2 separate regions of the Homo sapiens genome follow, and region 1 is linked to region 2. A link is a loop called in an ENCODE intact Hi-C map of the cell type or tissue named here. Cell type or tissue: endothelial cell of umbilical vein. All regions are shown on one strand. Each heading gives the region's core, and the rest is flanking DNA. Links, peaks and the distances in the headings are about the cores only.

Region 1 (18,003 bases), core at 8,297-10,796, 59 kb after region 2:
GTGAGGGACTAACGCTGTGCAATTATACACAGTAGAAAGATGTGAAATTAAAAAGTCATTCCAAGTAAGTTTAAATATTACGTTTCTTCCAATGCATGCAATAAATTCTCTGTGTTAAATGTGAAGAAAGAAATCTATTTTAATTTATTCCTGTCCTTATTAAATAAATGCTAAGTAATCAATGTTTAAAGAGTATCCACCTTGAAGGGCAACAAATTACTGTCCTGCCTAGAGCAACCATACGTCAGTCTAGCCTGCCTTAAAGTCTGCTGGAGCAGTGTTTCCCAGACTTTAATGTGCACACACACCAGTTGCGAATGTTATTAAAATGCAAATTTTGAGTCTGAAGGGCTGGTATAGGGCCCAAGATTCTGCATTTCTAACAAACACCCATGGGATGCTCATACTGCTCCAATAGAACTCTGTTTACAAAAACAGGCCACCAGACCACAGTTACAGTTTGCAGTTTGAATTTTTAAAATATTGCATAAAATATTATTTATTATAGGTGCTGAGGTTGTTCTGGAAGAGTGCCCCACTTACCTTGCCTTAGCCCAGGTCCTGGGTGTGGCCTGTGGACCACACTTCCAGGAGTGAGATGCTAGTGGAATGGCTCTTGGCTGTTGTCCTTGCTCTGTGATTGATTTGCACTTCTCTTTGCATTCAATCCAATTTCAATCCCCCCAGCCTGCCTCCTCTCCATACCACTGGTTCTTATTATACATAAAATGTGTTCAAAGACCCCGAATTTTAAGAAGACACTGCCATGTGTGCTAATTGTGCATATGTTGTTTCTGAAATTTCAGCTCCTCCTGAATGAAACTCTTTCTATGAAAGAGAAATAATATTTAGCATGCTTCACTGCAATTATGGATGCTGCATTTCTTGATGGTGTATGTGTGCATGCATGTATGTGTGTATACCGTACATCCTCTTTTTTTTTTATTTTTGAGACAAGGTCTTGCTGTGTCACCCACGCTGGAGTACAGTGGTGTGATCATAGCTCACCACAGCCTTGAACTTCTGGTCTCAATCAATCCTCCTGCCTCAGCCTCCTGAGTAGCTATGACTACAGGTGTGCAACATTACGCCTGGCTAATTTTTTTTATTTTTTTGTAGAGATGAAGTCTCACTGTGTTGGCCAGGCTGGTCTTGAACTCCTGGCCTCCCACATCGGCCTCCCAAAGTGTTGGGATCATAGGTGTGAGCCACCATGCCCAGTCTATACTCTTTTAAAATGAAGTTTATACTTTTTTTTTTTTTGAGACTGAGTCTGGCTCTGTTGCCCAGGCTGGAGTGCAGCGGCAAGATCTCGGCTCACCGCAAGCTCCGCCTCCCAGTTCACGCCATTCTCCTGCCTCAGCCTCCTGAGTAGCTGGGACTACAGGTGCCCACCACCACGCCCGGCTAATTTTTTGTATTTTTTTAGTAGAGACGGGGTTTCACCATGTTAGCCAGGATGGTCTCGATCTTCTGACCTAGAGACCCGCCCGCCTTGGCCTCCCAAAGTGCTGGGATTACAAGCCTGAGCCACCTTAAAAAAAACTTTTTGAATGGTCCTTGAAGCAAAAACATTTTGCTTTCCCTTGGTTGGGCATTTATTCTCTATCTAGCATAATCAGAATACTTATTGGTGTTACTTTGCTTTTTTAGAGAGCTTTTGTCAGGGGATTAACATGCAAAGGGCATATCAAAATGAACAGGCGTAAAAGGAGCTTCAACTGCTTCTTCAATAGTGGAGGACAAGTCTGATTTGTTTTTAAAAGATAAACTAAACTGTGCTGGCTTAAGATGACCTCAGATAATCCATTATTCCTTCATTGCTCTTATTCTTCAAATATGTGTCCTCTTTTTAAAAACACATTGACATGATTACCAAAATCTCAACATACCAATCTGATGAGATGGTTGATCATCATCAATTTGATATTTTATACTGGGCAGGAATGCTTAATGATATCTTTCAACTCAGAGATTTCATCACACAGCTCGTGTCTACAGCTCGCTTGCAAAAATATAAAACAAGGTCCCTTCTAGCATGGTTTCCTCACCATCTATTTCCAAAGAATTCAATAATCTGCCCCCTCCCTTCCCTGTCTGGCTTCTACTCCTTTGTCACAAACCACAAAAGCACTTTTATCCAAATAAATACACCCATTTACTCACATACTGAGCAGCAAGTATACACAGAAATCCACTTTAGAAGACAGGATCAGTGGGAAGCCAAGGGAAGCACTGCCCCAGCGGGAGAGGGCTGTAAACTCCTCCCATTGCACAGGGGGATATTATAAGGAGGTAGCACAGCAAATTAGTTTTCCTTATATTTTAAGCCAATTTTTTTTGCTTCTTAGTAAATATTAACTGAGATCTTCCATTTGCTTTGCACTGTGCTAGGCTTTAGAAAGAATACAGGTTTACAACATTAAACCACTTATTTACAATTCAGCAGCAAGAGTACCACATATGAAGCCACTCACTATGTGGATGCACATACACCCTCACAAACACATAAAGATATACAAATTATTGGGTTTCTACAATGTTTCAAGTAGTTCAGAAATATCTTATTTACTCCTCACGACCATCCTGCAAGGTTGGGTATCACTGAGCTCTTCTTATTGAAGGAGAATATGAGGCTCAGGAAGGGTGAGTAATCTTCCCAACATGACAGGGCTGTCAAGTGGCAGAGATGGGACTCAATCCTAAACTTATCTAACTTTGTTTTGGTCAAGAAAACCTCCAGTGGCTTGACCTGATACAAGTGTATTTGTTGCCCAATATCCTCTGCAGGTGTTCCTGGCTGGCTGGGCTCTTCTGGGAGGTGATTCTCCAAGTGGTGACTCAGGAATCCAGTCCTTTCCATCTTGAAGCTCTGCTATTTCCAACAGGTGGCATTCAGGTCATCAAAGAAGAGGAAGACTGAATGATGATGGCACATTAGATACTGCAACAACTCTTACCCCAAAATGAGATAAATCACTTTTATTTCATGGTCCATAATTAGTTACATGGCCCCAATAAGATACAGAGGGGTTGAGAAATGAAGTGGCCAGATAGCTGTTTCCCAGAAACAACCTAACCTAATGGAAGGAGAGCAAATATCCTAGCTTTCTCTGCCACAGACTCCAAGGCCACCAAACCTCACTGCTTCTGAATCATGTAGGAGGAACAGCTAAACTGTATGGTGCCAAATTACAAGTCCGGAAAGAAGATCAAAGGATTCAGAGATCATAAGGTTGGAGCACAAAGAAGGAAACCCGATTAGGGTGCTGAAAAGTGGATATGAAGAAGACATTTCTGGCTGAGAAGAACCAGAGTAAACATGCAGAATTGGGAAGGTAAGGATGTCTCACAGTGGTGCTGTGAGATATATTATGAGACGTATCACATGCAATGATATATATCACCGGTTGAGCTCCTAGGGGAGGGCAGCACTCTAAAAAAAAAAAAAATGGAGCTTAGTAAATGCTTTTCAGCTGATGTAGACTGCAGCCTTTCCAGGGATTTCTCAAAATGTAAGATCACGGAGGCTGGGGACCCTGTTTTGTATGTTGTATTCTGTTATTCAATACCCAGAACTTGACAGTTGCTCAGAAAAGATGTGTTGTGAGTGGTCTATGGGTAAGAGTGGGCTTTAGAAAAATGTGCTGAGAGTGGCCAGGCGCAAGTGGCTCATGCCTGGAATCCTAGCACTTTGGGAGGCTGAGGCAGGAGGATCACTTGAAGCCAGGAGCTTGAGACCAGCCTGGGCGACATAGTGAGACCCCCCATCTCTACAAAAAAATTAAAAAATAGCTAAATGTTGTGGTGCAGGCCTGTAGTCCCACTTATTTGGATGGGTGAGGTAGGAGGATTGCTTGAGCCCATGAGTTTGAGCCTGCAGTGAACTATGATCACAGCACTACACTCCAGCCGGGGGGATGGAGGAAGACCCTGTCTCAAAAAAAAAAAAAAAAAAAGAAAAAATGTGCTGAGAGATGGCTAGTTCAAGGTCTTCCAGTTTCATTTTGTCTACTATTGGGCTTTTCATTACCTGAAGGGAGTTGTAAATTTCTTGAATCGCATTACATGTATTTTCCACAAAACGAATTCCTAAAATTTAGTATGGGGGGTATGTAATGGAGGTGCTGAAAGATCCTTGCCATCAGAGGTGTTGGGGAAAGCTTCTTGGAGATCAGACAGCCAGGCTGGGCTTTTTCAGAGAGAGGATATCCCGAGTAAGGGCAGTGCAGTGGGCCACAGGCCAGCTGGCAGGCACCGTGTGTAAAGGAAGTAGGTTAGGAGGTGTGGTCGTAGAGGGGCCAGAATGCCTGTCTAGAGTAATTTGGAATACAGCGGGCAGCTTTGGGAACATTCGGAGGAGTAATCCAGCAGGAGTGCACAGGATATGTCTGGGAAGCCCAGAGACTGGGGTGGTGGAACAATTCAGAAAGTCTCTGAACTCTCTTTTGCATTGCTCATTTACAGTCACTTGGCCAATGCCCACCTATCCCATTGCACATTCAGGCATGAGTGCAGGGGCTGTGTCTGTCTCAATCCTTTGTGGAAAGAATGAAATCCTGTGCGAGTCCACACAGGGCGGCATCTCACAATGTGGTGGCTCAGAAAGTGGAAGGAAGCAATGCATGAGTTAAGAGGGCCTGCCCCTGCTCTACTGCCCAGTGGCCTGGGGAAAGTCACTTCTCTCCTGGTCTTAGTTTTTCCACCTTTACCTAGTCCCCTAAAAATGAACACTGAGGAGATGGAGTTATAGTGATCAAGGAAAACTAAAAGTTAAAGAGCATGTTTAAAAACTTTGTTTTATTTTATTTTATTATACTTTAAGTTTTAGGGTACATGTGCACAATGTGCAGGTTAGTTACATATGTATACATGTGCCATGCTGGTGTGCTGCACCCATTAACTCATCATTTAGCATTAGGTATATCTCCTAAAGCTATCCCTCCCCCCTCCCCCCACCCCACAACAGTCCCCAGAGTGTGATGTTCCCCTTCCTGTGTCCATGTGTTCTCATTGTTCAATTCCCACCTATGAGTGAGAATATGCAGTGTTTGGTTTTTGTTCTTGCGATAGTTTACTGAGAATGATGATTTCCAATTTCATCCATGTCCCTACAAAGGACATGAACTCATCATTTTTTATGGCTGCATAGTATTCCATGGTGTATATGTGCCACATTTTCTTAATCCAGTCTATCATTGTTGGACATTTGGGTTGGTTCCAAGTCTTTGCTATTGTGAATAGTGCCGCAATAAACATACGTGTGCATGTGTCTTTATAGCAGCATGATTTATAGTCCTTTGGGTATATGCCCAGTAATGAGATGGCTGGGTCAAATGGTATTTCTAGTTCTAGATCCCTGAGGAATCGCCACACTGACTTCCACAATGGTTGAACTAGTTTACAGTCCCACCAACAGTTGTTTTTTTTTTAAATAAAAACAAACAAAAAAAGAAGGTGAAGGGAGTATGAGCTGGTGGTGCATAGGACAGGCTGAGGTGGAGAGCACATTAGCCTCTGCAGCTGGGGAACCTCGCTTGGTTTCCTTATTCTTGCCAGGAACCTTTCTGGACCCCCACAGAAATCACTCGCCCTGACCCACCATGGGCCCAACGCCTCTTCCTGCCACATTAGATTGTACCTCCCTTTATCCTTCTGGACTTGTACAAGTTGAAAAGGGTTTACTTCTTATATAGGTTCCTGATCTTTTCCAGCCACCAGGCAAAACCACATTCTACAATTGCTAAGTTCACAGGAACACCATGAACTCAGTTGCTTTCATGAAAAAAGGAGGATATCTGGCGCGGCAGCAGGAAGAGGCAGTGGGTCGTGGTGGGTCTGGGAAGCCAGTGAGTCTTTTTTTGCCTCAGTTGCCACATCTGTAAAAGGCAGATGATACTGCTCTGCCTGAAAGCTGTCCTGGGTGACCTCCCACATCTGCCTGCCCCCCATCTCCCTCCTCTGTTCCCACTCCCATACCCCCTGTGCTCCCAGCTCTCTGATTCTGTGAGACTCAATGCCTGGGACAGCCCATCACAAGTCACTCTCCATTCTTCTGGTTTCCATAGGGATACAGAGAGGTATCTGACAAGAATCTGGCACCCAAGCCTTGCAAACTGCAGTGACTAACGTGACAGCTCCACCTCCACTTGACTTAAGTGATGTGTGTCCCCGTTTGAGAGTCATGACACAGGACCGTGTGCTCTGAAGTTCTAGAAGTCCTAAACCCCAGGCCTAGGTTTTTGTATGTTTGGAAAAAAACTTACCGATTTGCAAAGCGCTGTCATGTGAGCCTGTTCTCCCCAAGACTGAGGATGATAAACAACCCCAGTGAGCCCATGACCTGGCTGCTGTGAGTTCCAAGGGAGGGGAGCCCTCCCTGACCATGTGAGGTGCCCCACACCCTCTCTCTTCCCTTACTCACAGCCTTCCACACCCCCACCAGGGAATGCTGGAGGAGAGGAGCTACTGCTCAAGTCTCCCAACTAGGGTGAGCTCTGGGCCACCCCCGCTGCCTCCCAGTCACAGGTGGCTAAGAGGAAGGGTGCTCCCAGCTCAGATTTGTGGCTGGAACAAGAGAGTCTCAGGAGAAAAGCTGAGCAAATTGGGTCAGACTTCTGAACAGGGATGGGAGATTCCTTGGAGTGACTGGGTATGTGTCAGCTGCTTAATGATTCCACTGTCTTCTCCCAACTTGTAAGGCACCGCCCTCCCCTTGGGGAGCTGCAGCTGCCAAGGAGCGCTGCTCAGTGCTCTGGCTGCTGTGACACGCGTGCTTAATAATAATGAGCATCATTTATGAAACCCTTAAAATATGCCAGGCAGCCTGCTAACCACTTCACAAATGTAGCTGCTTCATAAGCTTGGGATAAAAATGCAGTCACAATCTTTCAAATGTGTACACTAAATGCCTTGGCACCCCTGTTATGTCTATGTAAAAACCCCAAGACCCCAGGAAGGCTTCTTCAGTCTAAAAAGTCGGTCCAGATGAGTATTGCCCTAAGGCATTAAACCCGAAGCCTTCCTTAGTGTACCAAGGAGCCTCATTGTTTTTGGCTATAGTTGCCACTGCCTGGCGGTCACCATTAAGATTCTACAAAATCCCTGACTGTGGACTTCCTCCCAGCGAAACAGATGACAAAAACCCCTGCCCATTCCAGGAGCCAGATCCCTTCAGACAGGCACTTTCAGAATGGGAGCAAGGCCAAAAACACTGCACATGTAAGGATGGCATCTGCTCTTCTCCACTGTCCTTGGTGTGTGTGTTCTCAACTCAGGGACCCTTGGCTGGCAAACAACAAGTGCCAGGCACAGCTCTGGCACTTTATATGCAGTCCTCTGCATTCACACACACAGTTGTTTTCCAGACTCAGCTACCCACCATACTTCCTACTGTGCTATGGATCTCATCCCCTAAATGGCAAAGAAGGTCTACCTCTCCATACACAACACCAAGCCTATTTCCTGTCTCAGTAGGCCTGGTGTGCTTTTCAGGGAATTGTCCCACCTTATTATTCGTGGGTGATCTTTTTGAATTCTCACACCTCTTTGCATAATTAGCTCCATCTCACAAAAGAGGAAACAGGTAGAATGATGTGAAGGGACTTGCTCAAGGTCACACAGCTAAGACCTGGTTGAAGTGAGACTTAAACCCACACCCTGAACACGCTCTTCACAGCACGGTTTCATCCTGCCAAAGCATTCTTGGCTGGGACATCCACCTGAGTTGAAGTCAAGGGAAGAGGTTCTTGAGGCAGGTTAAGGTGTTTCTCTGTGGAGCCACTGGACCTGGGCTCAATGGGAAGAACCAGATGGAGACAGCCAAGCTGAAAGGCCTTATCTGAACTCCACTAGAGGAGATGAACATCGAGTCGTTTGTGAGTAGCCAGAACAAGTCATGCCACATGCGGGGTGTGGTAGTTTCGTACACATGTTGGCCTTGGACTGTGGCCTGGCCTGGCACTCTTACTAGGCCAAGGGCCTGGGTTAAGGAGACCCAGGAGGGTAAATGTGAGAGAATCTACAGGCACGTGTGCCAGTTTTGTGCCTCCCTCCACTCCTAGGCTGTTTTTTTTGGCCTCAAACTCAGCGCTCGCCTTTTTGGCCATAATCGCCTCTATACTAGGTCTGATGCTTTTTGGACAAAAACTCATGGGAAGAAGGGCTTTTTCTGGTCTCACTTGACAGTCATTTGGATACATGAACTTGCCTTTTCCGGTACCACCCCGATCACCCCTTTGTCTCCTAATAAAGGCCCATCATGGTGAAACACTATCTGGTCCAAACAAGAAGCTGGCATGGAAAATACTTAAACAGAAGTGAGATTTGAGTCCCAGTTAAGAGCCAAGCAATGAATGGAGAAATCAGAGAGCTGAGGTTATGGGCACAGAGAACAGAAAGAGCAGGTGGCTCTGAGAGAGAGACCCATAATGTGGGGTGAGAGGTGGAGGAATGTTAACAGGAAGTAAGCTGCGAACCACCAAGCCAAAGCAAACACAGGCTCCAAAACGGCCCATATGGCCTATCCATAAGGAAGGCGGCCAAGACAGAGCACAGCAGGAGGAGGGGAGGGGAGAACGCCCGGCTCCTTGCTCAACTGTCAACAACTGGGGGAGATGGTGCCAGTGATCCATTCTGGGCTCTACTTGAATAACTCAGATGGGGTGTCTTTGCCCCTTAGATCAGAGTAAGATGGGCTTGAATTCTATCATCACCCCCTACCCCAACCCCACCAGCCTGTGGAAATGTAAAACTCTCCCCCTGGTTTCTATGAATTCCTGAGGGCGTTTGTAATTGCCATCTCCTCTGGTAAGCTTCTACTTTCCAGTGTGTGGTGTCTGTCGTGCACCATAACCTAGGCATGAAACACAGCACCCCACCAGCGCCGCTTCTGTTTCCATGCACCTCTGCCCTCTCCACTTCCAAATTAGACCCTAAAGGATTTGGGTTTGAGAAGTGTTGGAAGAGAGGATTGGTCATCATGATATAAAGCAGTTTATATGACAATGCTTTTTCTCATATATCTGCTTGCCTTTGGGCTTTTTCGAGGAGTAAACACTTTACTACTACATGAACCTAAATATATATATATATATATATATATCTTTTTCATGACAGAAGGCTTTTATGACATGATGGGTTTTTATATAAGTATCAGATAATAACCACAATTATAGCTAACATTTATTAAGAATGTACCAGGTACCAGACACAATTAAGAAGTTTATATGAGTAATTCATTTTATTCTTACATTATCACCATTTTACAGACTAGAAAGAAGCCCTACTAGAAATTGAGTGGTACCCTCTTCAAGGGTTCACAGCTAATAAATAGCAGGACAGGGATTTGAGCCCAGGCACTCTGACGCCAAACCTGCATTCACCACTAATGCCTGTCTAGATCCACAGGAGACCCGAACATCCCCGGAGAGGGCGAAGAGCAGCTACAGGAGTACCAGGACCGTTTGTGTGGGAAGCAGAAGTTGACGGAAGAGAGAAAGGAGATGAGAAGGCCTGATTGATTATTAGGTCAACAGAATCTGGGCACTGAGAGGGAATGATCTATTTCGTGAACAGACTGCTTTGCTCTTGGAGTCATAGTCTCTGGAAGTGGATCAGAGAAAAACCCAGAAAATAAATGCAGCTTTAGTGAACAGAGAAGTAACCTTAGCCTGAACCCAGAGAAACAGGGTATGGGAATTAAGATGAGAACTCGGGCTTCCTGGAAGGCTGGGCAGGAGGCTCTGTCTCTGTTCTATGCTGCAGAGACAAGAAGGTTCTTGGCTCCTTGCCACTGGCAATGAGAATAATGGGACAGAAAGTGGGGAAAGCCTGTTAAGCCTGAAACAACAAGAGGAGGAAAGAATGTTACCAGAGTCTTGTAAGAGCTAGAACCTAAGAGAAAACGCGGTGCGGCCACTGCCAGAACTGTGGGAAGGCCAAGAGGAAATCAGAGAATGCTCCAAACTCTTTTTCCCACCCCCTAAACTCACACTGTTACCTCCCATTGCCCAAACCTAACTAAAAGCTGAAGGCAAGGTACTCTAGTAATATGGTACATAAAGAAACACAGAGCAAGGCACAGAAAGGCAAAGAATGGATTAGGGCGGAAGGGTAGAAACCGAAAATAACCAGCACCTCCTATGACCCAGCAAGTCCACTTGAGCTTTGTACAGTAAAGAGGCTCAATGCACTGTGTACAATGTGCATGGACAAGAAGGTTGGCAGCAATACTATCTGTAAAAGGCCCAAGCTGGAGACTACTCAAATATCCACTCATAGTAGAATGGATAAATAAACTGTGTTACATTCATTCATACCTAGGGACACCAAAGCAATGAAATTAATTAACCACAGCTATACACAATGGCAAGGATGAATTCCACAAACAAGGTTGAGTTAAAACACAAGGAAAGTATAATTCTATATATATTAAGTTTGAAATTGAGCTAAACTAACTTACATTACTTATGAATACATATAGGTGATAAAACTGTATATATATATACATAATATATGTATATTAAAATGTTATGTGTGTGTGTGTGTGTATGTGTATGTGTATATATATATATATATATATATATATATATATATATATATATATATATATATAAAATGATTATCACAAAAATCAGGATAGTGTTTACCTTTAGGTGAGAAGACAGAATTATGATACAAGCTGTTCAAGGGGAAAGGGAGGAAAGGGCGGCCTGTGGATGGTGGCAGTGTTCTATGTCTTGATCTAGCTGTGGTTACACAGATGTTTGCTTTACATGTATTCATGAAAAATATGTTTTAGCTACATACTTGTAACATCCTTAATAATACAAATAAAAATGGAAAACATGTTGATATGGTTTTCAGATATTTGCTAGACATATGTATATATATAGTATATTTGAGATAATCGCTGCATTTGCAATTTTTCTCAATGCTAGAGCATAAGAATTTTCTGAAACCCATAACAACTCCTTTCTAAGTTAGTTTTAAGGCTAAATAATATTGCTGAATAATGTATATTATAAAGTAGTTAACTATTCCCTTATCAATGACTTCTAGGTTGTATCAATACTGTTTCATTTATGATACTTCTTGCCCTTTCTAATAAGTAGTTATTTTAAGGAATTCTAACCCATACTTTCATACTCCCGGCTTTCTTTGGGTGATAAGAGAAAAATGAAAAGAGTGTTAGTTAATAGTTCCAACTGACCCCCTAGTCTAAGCTATCTCTCCCTATGATTAGCCCTATCATCCTTTCTACTTGTCCTTCATGCCACTTATCATAATTGCAAAATGTGCAATTAGTTGGCAATTAGTTGTCCCTGCACTTACTTGGTCAATGTCTATCACCCCTATTGGGACCTCCAGGAAGGCAGAGAACACGTCTGCTTTGTTGATCTCTGTCCTCAGTGCCAACACAAAGCCTGCCTAGCACAAGGGTGCTCATTAAATATTTGTCAAAGGAATAAATTAATGCATGAATTAACAAATGAATTTGAATGTATCCAGTCTTTCTGCCCTGCCCAACTTTGAAAATGAGTTTATCTCCTCCAGGAAAAAGCCTCACAAAATAGAGACACCCCTGAATGTACAAGCAGAGGCCTAATTGAGAGGGACGAGGGTGTGGATGGAACCCCTTACTAGTTGTGATACAAAATAGAGGGTCTCCAAAATTCTTTCCATTCCCCAAATCTCAGGATGCAGTCACCTAGCCAGGGCCAGGACTCAAGACAGGAAGAGTAGGACCCTGTACCAGAACGGAGAGATAGTATTTGTTTAAAAGTAACTGAAGAGTTACTGGAAGCCATGTTCTTTCCTACTGAAACAAACAAACAAACAAAGGTTTGTTTGTTTTTTTAAGCTAGTTTATTTGGCCATATATGTAAATAAGCGTCAAAGGAGTGACCAAAAGAAAAAAAAAAAAAAAAAAAAACTTCTTAAGTGCAATAATTTTTTAAAGTCTTACTAAAATGTGGAAAGACTTAAATAAAAGACACATTTTTCAATAGTTTGTCTCAAAATATGAGGCCACTAATTTTCCATGTCTTATGCTTTTTTACACACTAAATTGAGAAGTCCTGAAAAAACCGTGTTTCTCCCATCTTTATCGGAATCAAGAACAAGTAACATTTCTTGTTAGGATATAAAACAGGGAAACATAGTTCACATATATTGCACAAAATTATTTAAAAAGAAAACTCTGGAAAGAGACAGAACTATGCACAATGGAAAATTGAAAATTCTCCAATTTCAAGATGAGTCAGCAAATAACTTTTATATGACAGCGACCTGGGAACCCTGCTGAACAGAAAAACCTACTTTAATGGGAAATCAGACCTATTTCCTGACTTTTAGGAACCATAATCATTTGAAGACCTCTTTTAGGTGATGTGTCCATGTCTTTGCCTGTTGAAATTTATTAGGAACAGAATATGATATTCCCAGGACAATACTGACCCACAGGAAAGGATCCTCACTCAGTGGAATGTAATTACATCAGGCCTCCTTGTCCCAACCTTTCAGGCTTTTCTTTCCCACATGGTGCAAGCTGTTCGGTGGGGCTGCCAGGTTTTAATTAGAAAGTCTTAGGTTTCCAGGGAAATCATCGGCACCTGGCTTCTTGCTTACACCTCTCCCAATCCTTCTCTCTTTCACCCCCAAATATTAATTTCCCCTTGCCTCAAAAGGGACATGCTTTTGCCAAGGATTCTTAATCCGTAGCAAGTTGCTCACTCAAAGAAAGGAGGTGGAGAAGGCAGGGGAGAGGAGAGGAGAGAAGAAATGGTGAGTTCTTTCCTTTCAACATTGATCATCCAAATAGTTTTGGTATTTCCTGGTGCTTTGCTCGGTGCCTTCTTATTTTTGAGATGAAACTGCCCACTATGTAATTACCTGTGTATTTTTAACTGATAAAATTGCTACCCTCTTATTCCCAATGGAATTGGGGCATAGAAAATGAATAGAGTGTCAAGATCCTGAGGCAATAACAACAATCTACTTAGTAACTACTCCCCATCTCCCTGTTACCTCTGAATTCATATACTTGTCTCAAATTTTCATTAGCTCAAAATTAATTTTTCTACTAAAATGTCATAAGTGGTGAACAATACCTAGTTTATTGCAGTAAGAATAGGACCAGCTAGAATCAAAAAGTTTGTGTCTTCCCCTTTCTCAAGCACAAAGCTAGCCAGACACAGACACATTGTTCAATGTATTTGTCACCTTTGGTCTGTCTGCCCAACAGCCCTCTCTTTTTCTGGGAATGGTAGTGCCCTCTCTTTAGGGAATTGTCTCTTCTCTAATCAAGTAGATTTATTAAAGACATGGGGCTAGAAAGGCCGGCTCCATCTGAGAGTATGCCCAAGATTCTAATACACTGGGAAGTTGTTAAATTTCTCTAGCAGGATGTCCAGCCAAGTATAACTTCAATACATTTTTAGAAAGAAAATTTGCCAAGAGCTTTTGTGTTTAGGAAGATGCAGAAAGTCATCCTGGGAAAGATGATACTCGATGTTTCCCTACAACACTTGGATGGTCTAGGTTATGCAGACTTGGCCACTCTCCAGGAAGAAGGGTGTGTTACACACTCCAGGTTCAGAACTGCTGGGGTGTTTGTGCAGTTCTACAGAATGAAAGCCTCTCTGATGGATCGAGACAGTCCTAACAGAAGTTCCCCGGGACATCAAGGGGCCCAGAGAAGAACTTCACAGGCAGGAAGCAGGAGTCTGGATCAATGAACAAGGCCACGGGTTTATAGGAAGAGCTGGTTCCAGGAGTGTAGCCTGGGCTGGACTCCTGCATGCTCAGCCAAGACCAGCCACCCTGCTGTGGTATTTATGTTTGGGAGGCTATAAATAACCTTCTGCATATAACTGAAGAGAGCCTACATCTTGAAGCCTGAAGGTGAGGTTAATTCAGAGCCAGTGCAGGACTCATGAGGGCCCATTGCCACAGCAGACAACATGCAGGGCACCCTGCAAACCACACTAGGGCATTAACTGCCCAAACAGCCTAAAGCTTGGGAGCCAAACTAACCCATCTGCACTGAACAAGTCACCAGGTTTCTGTACAATTTAAGTTGGGAGCCAAGGCTTCAGAAGAAAACAATAAATTTCCTACTAATATGGCCAGATGAGGAAGGTTGTTGTGCAATTGATTGGAACAAATATAAACATAGGAATGTAAATGGGTTATAGCCAATATTAAATGGCTTATATTAAAGGTACCTCTCTACATGAATATTCACTCAGAAGATCCATGACTTTTTAAATGTCCACTTGTCCATCACTGGTGTTTAGTGTTGGAAGAGAGGGTGCCTTTGTGTGAATGGTCTGTCAGTCAGGAGGTGCTTACAGTAGAACTCTGGATGCACATCACTAGAAAGTGTTTATACATTCCCCCCACACTGGTATTTAACTGCATCTGTCCAGTACTTCAGAGTTAAGGCCAAGCCATCTCCATTTCTAATTCAGTAGAGACACATACTCCATAAATGAAAAATTGATGTCTGTAATCCCGACATTTTGGGAGACCGAGGTGGGCGGATCACTTGAGGTCAGGAGTTCAAGACCAGCCTGGCCAACATAGTGAAACCCTGTCTCTACTAACAATACAAAAATTAGCCGGGCATGGTGTCAGGTGCCTGTAATCCCAGCTACTCAGGAGGCTGAGGTAGGAGAATCACTTGAACCCAGGAGGTGGAGGTTGCAATGAACCAGTATTGCACCACTGCACTCCAGCCTGGGCTACAGAGTGAGACTCCTTTTCAAAAAACAAAAAAGAAAGAAAGTAAAACTGAGACATAAGAGGACAAAATACCTGAAATCAAAACTCAACAGGTTGTGATACTTCATAGTATTGGTGTTTTAGCAGTGTGGTTGTGACCATGGACCTTAGAACTAAAGTGTCTTGGTTCAAATTCTAGCTTGATCACTTACTAGCTGTGTGACTTTGGGAAAGTTACTTAAATTTTCTGATCCTCTACTCCTCATAGAATAGAGATAGAAATGGTACCCATTTCACACTTGCTCAGAGCACTTACATTAGCCTACAGTTGGGCAAAATCATCTAACACAAAGACTATTTTATAACAAATTGTTGAATATCTCATGTAATTTGTTGAATACTGTACTGAAGGTGAAAAATTGGATGGTTGTATAGGTACTTGATGTATGGTTATACCGAATGCATATTGCTTTCACACCATTATAAGGCTGAAAAAATCATTTAAATAGAACCATAGTCAATTAAGGCTATCTGTATTATCTCACACAACTTCTGAGGGTCAAGTGTGACTTAGCTGGATAGCACCCAGGAGTGGCTTAGCTGGATAGTTTTCACTGAGGGTCTCTCATGAGGTTACAGTCAAGTTGTCAGCAGGGACTTCAGTCATTTGAAGTCTTGACTAGGGCTGGAGGACCCACTTCCAAAATGGCCTCATGTGGCTATTGGCAGGAGACTTCAGCTCATTACCATATGGGCCTCTCTGTAGTGCTGAGTACAACATAGCACCTGGCTTCCCCAGCGTGAATAATGGGAGGGAGACAGAGACAGAGATAGAGGCCAAATGGAAGCCATGGTGTCTTTTATAACTTAAACATGGAAGCAACATACTATTTTTTCTTTCATACTATATTGGTCACATAGACCCACCCTGGTGCACTGCCGGAGGGAACTTCACAAGGGTGACATTGTCAGAAGGTAGGGATCATTGGCAGTCACCTGGTAGGCTGGCTACCACACCAGCAGAACCAAGGGGAGCAGAGACTGAGTCTTATTGACACTTCTTGACTCCCTGGACCATCCATATCTCATATGAATCAATCACTGCCTTTCTGTGCTTAAGCTGTTGTGAGAAGTGTTTGGTCCATTGCTACGAAAAAGTTCTTGACTGGGATAATTGTTAGCTCTTATTGAGCATTTAATCAATGCCATGCAGTGTGCTTGAACCTTCATGACAACTCCATGAGTTAGGGATTATCATTCTTAATTTCCTTTTCCCAGATGAAAAAAACTGTGGCTGAGAAATTATGTGGCTTGGCGAAAAGTCATGCAACTGGCAAGTGGTAGATCCAAGTTTCAAACCCAGGCAGTTTTATCTAGAGCCTTGTCTCTTCCTATTATGAAAGGTCACTTTTTTTTTTTTTTTTTTTGAGGTGGAGTCTCGCTCTGTCACCCAGGCTGGAGTGCAGTGCCCAATCTCGGCTCACTGCAACCTCCGCCTCCCGGGTTCAAGCGATTCTCCTGCCTCAGCCTCACGAGTAGCTGGGACTACAGGCACGTGCCGCCATGCCCAGCTAATTTTTTGTATTTTTAGTAGAGATGGGGTTTCACCATGTTAGCCAGGCTGGTCTCCGTCTCCTGAACTTGTGATCTGCCTGCCTCGGCCTCCCAAACTGCTGAGATTACAGGCGTGAGCCACTGCACCTGGCTGAAAGGTAACTCTTAAGCATTTCCCCCTCTTGATTCAGTTTGAGATCTTTCTCCCCTAAGATGGGCTCTCAGCTTGCATTCTCTCATAGAGTGGTTCACATATAAGCTGAAACTGGGCCCATATCCAATGAGTACTGGGTGGATGGCCCAGGCTAAAAGCTGAAGTGAATCATAGGAGAGAAAACTGTTGCCCTGCTAAGCCATTCCTATTGTGGCATCCATGACGCATATCCAGCAGAGGCCAACCAGTCATCTATCACCAACCCAAGGTGCCTTCAGTTTCTGATCCCAGTAATTGAGGACATGTGTTACTCTGCAAACAGTCCTGATGGGAAATGGGTGGTGGTTCTTCCCCTCTGATGCTTGGGAAATGAGAGGGCAAAGGAGGGGAGTAGAGAGGAGGCTGAACACTTTTATTTTTTTTTATGTTAACAGCTCTAAATGATTAAGGGTAGGAAGGGAATGGCAATAGAACATAAAAATGCTTTGTGTAGAGTTCACATTTACTCGCACTTTTAACTCCACTGTGGCTTATTAGTTCACGGGAAAAATTACAAAAGGAAATAAAAACCTGACTATGAATCCAGTATAAACAATTTGCAGCCATAGTAACCAAGAAAGTGCAACTCCTAGATTAAAAAAAAAAAAATGTCTGTGCAAGAGTGTCCATGCAGAGGATGTCAGGAAATGGTTACAGAGTGAAGAACTCAGTCAACCCCTGGTCAGTGAAGCAGAGCAGCTCTGAAGAGGCTGCGTGCATACCCTGCATACCCTGGCTAAGATGTACATCAGGAGTTGGCAAAGTTCTAATTCCTATTTGATAGAGTTTCCAACTCAGCTGTAAATATTCACTCAAGAATAAAACAACGTCAAAAGACTTTGCCTGACAAGAATTTGATTTTTGTTGTTGTTGTTTAAATCAACTTTGGTTTGCATGAGTTCAACCCAACTTCACTGCAGGAAGACAATAGGGTGTGCGGCTTCTTGTGTGTTTCCACATTAGCTTTGGAATGACTCGAAGCCGCCTTGTGAATTCAATTCTGGATAAAATACAGCAACTCAGGACTCAGAACCACACCCTATCTTTTCACCTTTGGGATATGAGTCATCAGCTTCTAATTTGTGTAGCCAGATCCTAGCAATGTATGGCCCCAGGATCTGAGAGGAAGTCCAAGCAAGTGCCAGTAGTTTTGGAGGTCCTGGGGCAATCACCCAAATGGGAATTGTGGGCACCTATCCCACCAAGCTATCAAATTTGAGAGTAAAAGCATCTTTAAGGATCATCTAATCCAATGAGCCATATGATGCCTGAATTCCCTCTTTTCCTCTTTGTGCCAGAGGACGTTCATCCCATGCTTGGAGCCCCACCCTTTGAGAAGGAGAGCTCCCCAAGGCAACTAATGCAGTGTGACTGCAAAATACTCTTTCTTAAAGAGTCTGTCTCTTTGTAAATTACAACACACAGTTCCTTAAAGCAAGTCAAATATTCATATATTCGAGAATGAATGGCTATTTTGTCCTCAGATTTCTCTAGTCTAAACCATAAGAATTCTTAACTATTCTGCATCT
Region 2 (6,036 bases), core at 2,992-5,491:
GACAACTTATATACCACAAGTAAAGTTATAGTCCTAACCACATACTTGTTAAGTTCCTGTCACCAGGCTTTCAGTTACTGTGTCCAAGTGGGCACATGTCCCTTACTCTGCCTGCTGTGTGAGTTAGTGGGAATGGGGTAATAGCCCTTCCGAGCCTTCCTAAGAAGATAGCCAGTTCAGACCTTGGCCCAAGTCCCTGGGCTCTGGGAAGCCATCAAGGATCAGGTACCTGGAGAGGAAGCATGGATGTGGGAGAGGGAACCCACGGCAGATGATCTTACAGTGCTAGAGTTGGCTGCCTCCCTCACAGCCGCACTTTTCCCCCTCTCAAACATGCTCAGCATGCCTGCCACCTGCCTGTGGCATTTTCCTCCCCACCCTTCCCCTCAGAGATGGCTTTGATGATGACTGTACCCAGGTACCTTTTAACCACTTATATTTGCTGAAGCTGCAGGCCTTGGCCAGAACCCATAGACAAGACCACCCATGACCACCAAGTCAACTTAGACCTTGCTAGATCCATGAGATTAAACACATGCAACTGTACCAATGCAAGGCATTTTGCTGTCAGGGTAGCATTCTGTGGATATTGAGATAACTAAGTGCTCCAACTTCTGATTTCCATTTCACAGAATATCCGTCTTCAGGGTGAATGTTTAATCCAGGGTCAGCTGCTTCCTAGCATACTCTTAGCTCTTAGAATAGGAAAATGAAGGTTGAGTGCATACATGCCTCAGCAATGCTGAAATTGGAATGGATTGTAGAGGTGATTTAGGGAGCTTCCACGCCTCTGCTCTTGCCAAGTAGCCACATTATCAGATGCCACATCATAGAAGTGCTTCTCTGTGACACTACTCAGTTTCTCCAGTGGCGCAATCTGCCCCCTGTGTTTCTATACATCCTGAATACAAAGCAGGGCAGACCTGGTGAGTGAGGTGGTGCTGGGTCCCTTGTAACCCAAGGCAGACACACTCCTGCTCCTGTGTCTGTTGCCCAGAGAGGCACAATCCACCTGCCTTAGACAGGAACCCCCACTGACTGACTGACAGTCCTGAGGGTTTTCCACCACAGAATCACGCCCAAGAGGCATCGGCTGATGTATTTGCCACCCCCTTGTAGGAACTTCTTTGGTCGAGCCAACTTCTGTGTAAAAGCCCAGAACTGGTACTAAGGGCCAACCTTCACCTGTGTTATAGGCCATCCCCTTTATTGGACTTAGTCTGTAAATTAGATTGTTCCACTGGAGCAGGGAAGAGGGAAACATGTATTTTGCCCCATGATATAGCATGGACATGTAGTAACTTTTGTGATGCCATGAATTTGAACTATATTAGTATCTGTTTTTTGTTGTTGTTGTTTGTTGTTGTTGTTTTGTTTTGTAGACAGACAACCCCCTAAGCAAAGTCAAAACTCTGGAACACACAATATCCATTATCCAAAATCTTTTCTGTTTTAATGAGAGTTGGTTTGTTTTCAGTAGTTTTATGATAACTCCCATGTTAGGTTTTCTTGATTTGATTGCCTTGTGGTAGTAATTTGAGCAGGTGTCTTTACAGCCCTGTACCTCAAAGCACTCTCTACAGACCAGGAGCACCTGCATCAGCTGGGAACTTATTAGAAATTCAGACTCTCAGGCCATTTTCCAGACATGCCAAGTCAGAATCTGCATTTTAGCAAGATCCCAAGTGATTCATGTGGACTTTAAGATTTGAGACATTCTGCTCTTGCAGCCTTTCAGACAATAGCAACCTTATTGAATCATAAAATCCAGATCTTTGAGTAAATACAAGGCTTCCTAGGATATTAATCTATACCCATGTCAAGTGCTGGCCCTAGCAGCCAAGTTTCATGACTTTTTTTTAGATGTGAGCATCATTAGAGTCCATATGTGGTCATAAATCAAGCCTTGCATTTATAAATATTACTAAGTGGGAAAGTTTAGATAATGGACTTTCGGTCTTCCTTTCTTTCTTTCTTTTTTTTTTAATAGACTTTATTTTCTAGTGCAGTTTTAGGTCCACAGCGATATTGAGAAGAAGGCACAAAGATTTATCATATATTCCCTACCCCTACACATGCACAGCCTCCCCCATCATCAGCATCCTCCATCAGAGTGGTGCATTTGTTACAATTGAATCTCCGTTGACATCATTATCACTCAGAGTCCACTCTGATGATTTACATTAGAGCTCGCTCTTGGTGTTGTACATTCTATGGGTTTGGAAAAATTTATAATGACATGTATCCACCATTCCATAACTATTCATAGAATAATCTCATTGCCCTAAAAATTCTCTGTGCTTTGCCTGTGTATCCCCTAATCTCCCCTAACCCCTGGCAACCACTGATTTTTTACTGTCTCCAGAGTTTTGCCTTTTCCAGAATGTTATATGGTTGGAATCATACATTATGTCGCCTTTCCAGATTGGCTTCTGATTCGCTTAGTAATATACATTTAATTTTCTTTTTTCTTCTTTTTCTTTTTCCTTTTTTTTTCCTTTTTTTTTGTGTGTGTTTTTTTTTTGTTTGTTTTATTTTTTGTTTGTTTGTTTGTTTGTTTTGGACTTGGAGTTTTGCACTTGTTGCCCAGGCTGGAATGCAATGGCATGATCTTGGCTCGCTGCTACCTCCATCTCCCAGGCTCAAACGGTTCTCCTGCCCCAGCTTCCCAAGTAGCTGGGATTGCAGGTGCCCGCCACCATGCCCAGCTAACTTTGTATTTTTAGTAGAGACGGGGTTTCACCATGTTGGTCAGGCTGGTCTCAAACTCCTGACCTCAGGTGATCCGCCCGCCTTAGCTTCCCAAAGTGCTAGGATTACAGGTGTGAGCAACCGCACCTGGCCATATTTAATTTTCTTCCATGTCTTTTCATGGCTTGATAGCTCATTTCTTTTTAGTGCTAAGTAACATTCCATTGTCTGAATGTACCACAGTTTATTTGTTAATTCACCTATCGAAGGACATCTTGGTTGCTTCCAAATTCTGGCAATAAATAAAGCTGCTGTACACATCTATGTTGTCTTTTCAATAGAACAGATCAAAATAAAATATAAATTTGTTTTCATGTGAGAGGCTTTGTTGACTGGACACCAGATTCTGTTCTCCTTCAAATTCAGTTCTCTTCTGCTCGTAGATATTGACGAGTGTCAGAACGGCCCAGTGTGCCAGCGCAACGCCGAATGCATCAACACTGCAGGCAGCTACCGCTGTGACTGTAAGCCCGGCTACCGCTTCACCTCCACAGGACAGTGCAATGGTATGTAGTGCCCCACAGGCTGGACATGCCTACCCAAGAGTTTGTCTTCATGAAGCTTCAGATATCTGGATTTATTTTCAGATAGTTAAGCTGAAGAATATATGAGTTAAGATTTAGATTGATGAACTCTAATATTAAACTAAATTGGAAAAAGGGATATTGTCAAAATATCTAAACACTTAGCTTTTTAATCCTCTTTCTGGATGAGATATTTTCAAAACAAGAAGTAAATCATTCGCATACATAGATTTCGTATTTGCCTGTCTGCTGCCCTGCCTGCAAACACTCACCCCCACACATTACACACACACACAATTATGCATACACACATTCCCCTAAGCAACATTTAGGACCAAATGATTTTTTTCCTTCCACAGAATCCCTCTCAGAAAGGTGAGGTTTTCACCATCTTGGCTGCATACCCCAAATCTAGACAGTGAAGCTCTCCTGAGCTGGGTCAGATTAATCTGCAGAAACAGAACAAACAAAGCCATCGCTTTTCTTCCCAGTCATCTTACAGGGAAAGGGTCACTCACTGAAGGCAGCAAACATCAACAGCCTTTATTAGCTATTTATTCCCATGACCCCTAGAGATTAGATTTTTTTGGTGTTCACTTTTGTCAGGGATGTGATAGAAATAGGAAGCACGTTGGCATGTTATCAACTTCAGTGTACGGTGAAGTTATTCAGTATCTGATGGTATCTTGTAGCCAGTGGTGTGAAAATTTAAAAGACTGCTGTTTCAGCCCAGAAACAAAATAATATCTCAGAATGATTTTCTTGTAAGTTTTTAAGTAATTCTGAATCTGTATATTTAGCAAAAATCACTGTATATTTAGCAAAGCAAATCATTGTATATTAGTCAGGAAGAATGTGTTATTTTGCTCACGGTTCATTTCACGGGGGGTTTCCTGGATATTTTATGCATTTGTGAATGAAACAACACAGGGGAACGTGGTCAGATTTTCCTTGGATTTCCTTGCCTACCAGTGATTAAGTGGTAGGAAGTGCACTGTTCTCTTTAGGGTATTTTGCATTGTTTTATGAGACCTTGGTGGGAAGAGGGTGTAATTGCCAAACAAAAAAATCGCATTGAGAATCAAGACTTGTTTTGTTGAGTTTAAAGGAAAATGTGTAAGTATTTAGCATTTTGTCAACAGAGCTGTTGCTATCCATGTATTAAAAATACAGGACAGGAAAAGCAGGGACGTCTCTGATATGAACCACAATACCCTAGAGAAACTTGGCATTGATACCACTTCCCTGCATTTTGCTCATAATTTATATTTCTTTAGAACTGGATGAAATAATTCCAGTCAAAATAAAGAATTGCTGATAATATAGAATGAGTCATTTCACACCATTTCACACTCAGGTAAGAAGTGGGACAGAGCTATTTATAGATCAAGATAAGACATTCAGCCATAGCCTGCTGGAGCTTAAGTCATTTACTGTTTTCTTGTAGGAGACTATCATACATAAAATGCAGCCAGCCATAAGTGTTGTGAGTGAGCATCATTTGCAGCCAAAAGCTTGATTTCCTTTATTCATTGAAATCCTCAGAAGAAAGGGAATTAACTTGAGTTTTGCAACCATTCAGCCTGTTGGGTTGAAGACCTCATTCTAGAAATGTCTTTATTTATGTCTTACTTTTAAAATATCTTTAAATGCTATTCTATACTTGGCATTTTTTTTTTCAGGCATGCTGCAAAGTACTCCTTTGTGCATCTGTTTAAAATGAAAATAACTAAAACTTTCTCTCCATCATGAGATCCTTATTTGAATTCATAAGCACATTATTTCAAATCCCAAATCACACCTGGCCATAGCACCCACATTATTGCTGAGAGAGCTGAGAGAATAATTAGATATCTGAGCTCAGGATGCTAGTCTGACAGCAGAAGCTGGATAGTTAGAACAAATGCAACCCCCTTCTGAAATGTCTTGCCCCACAAAAGACAAGGAACAGTTTCTTCCCAGCTACTTCCTTGTGGTTTCCTCTCTTTCTCTGTTGACTATTTGGGTTTCTTTCCACAGTAGCCTGTTCAGACCTCCTATCCCAACCTCAAATATGATCATCTAAGAGTTCAAATTCTGGTGCTTGTGGAAACCTAGATTTCTGCTCTAGTTTTACCAGTAGAACTCCAAAGTACTCCCCATGTTTCATTTTTCATTTATTTAAACCATCATGAAATAGGGCAGTAGATGAAAGGAAATTCCTAATTGGGGATCCCTTTCTAATAAGATCCTTAAGGCTCTCCATTTCCTTGTGGAACTCAGATATGAGACAGACCTCGTCCCCTGCATACCTCCAGGTCCAGTCCTACCTGAAGGTGCCAAAGTTTTGGGCCAACTATGGTAGGACCTGAGACACCCTTCCTCAAGATCGGAAATCAGTCTCCTCTGCCTATACTGGGAAGCAGTTGGCTCACTTTAAATTCATTTTCTCAAAAGGGAATAATCATAATTTGTTAAATAGCATTTCTGCATAGGCTAGTAGTAGTTCCTAAGCTGCTCTATTTCAATTTCCCCTCATAATGATATACTCCACTTCACTTGGAACTTCTAAATGGTATGATGATTCATCTACTAAATAGGAGATAACCATAACAGTGGCATCCCGGACACATGAAATGGAGGAGATGTCCATGATTCTGGCACAGGGAGGGTTGCTGTGTGCAGCAAAAAGTGTCCATTCATGATTACTGTGTTCTGAGTAGACATTGCAGGCAAACGGCAAGTCTGGATTATTTAACTAAGAGCGAAATGCCATCTGCCC

The links. Hi-C counts contacts between places; a loop is a spot of excess contacts. Peaks named below come from ENCODE experiments on the same cell type or tissue, not always from the same donor. Only the 100,000 strongest peaks of a DNase experiment are listed, where the experiment ranks them.
Region 1: a loop joins it to region 2, with 5 times the contacts of the local background. A loop is called at or near these places in 3 of 110 quality-filtered maps.

Annotation. Positions count from the first base shown.
Region 1 is chr15:48,384,327-48,402,329 of GRCh38, reverse strand. No RefSeq gene overlaps it. Among named protein-coding and RNA genes, the nearest start is that of DUT-AS1, 61 kb to the right of the region's middle. In endothelial cell of umbilical vein, for the core only: no CTCF peak of the experiment used is centred there; DNase peaks (open chromatin) are centred at 8,469 and 9,799; H3K27ac peaks cover 1,587 bases.
Region 2 is chr15:48,449,783-48,455,818 of GRCh38, reverse strand. It overlaps FBN1 (fibrillin 1), which reads left to right. Exons shown (of 66, transcript NM_000138.5): 45 at 3,135-3,257. Among named protein-coding and RNA genes, the nearest start is that of DUT-AS1, 120 kb to the right of the region's middle. In endothelial cell of umbilical vein, for the core only: no CTCF peak of the experiment used is centred there; DNase peaks (open chromatin) are centred at 3,888 and 4,358; H3K27ac peaks cover 2,175 bases.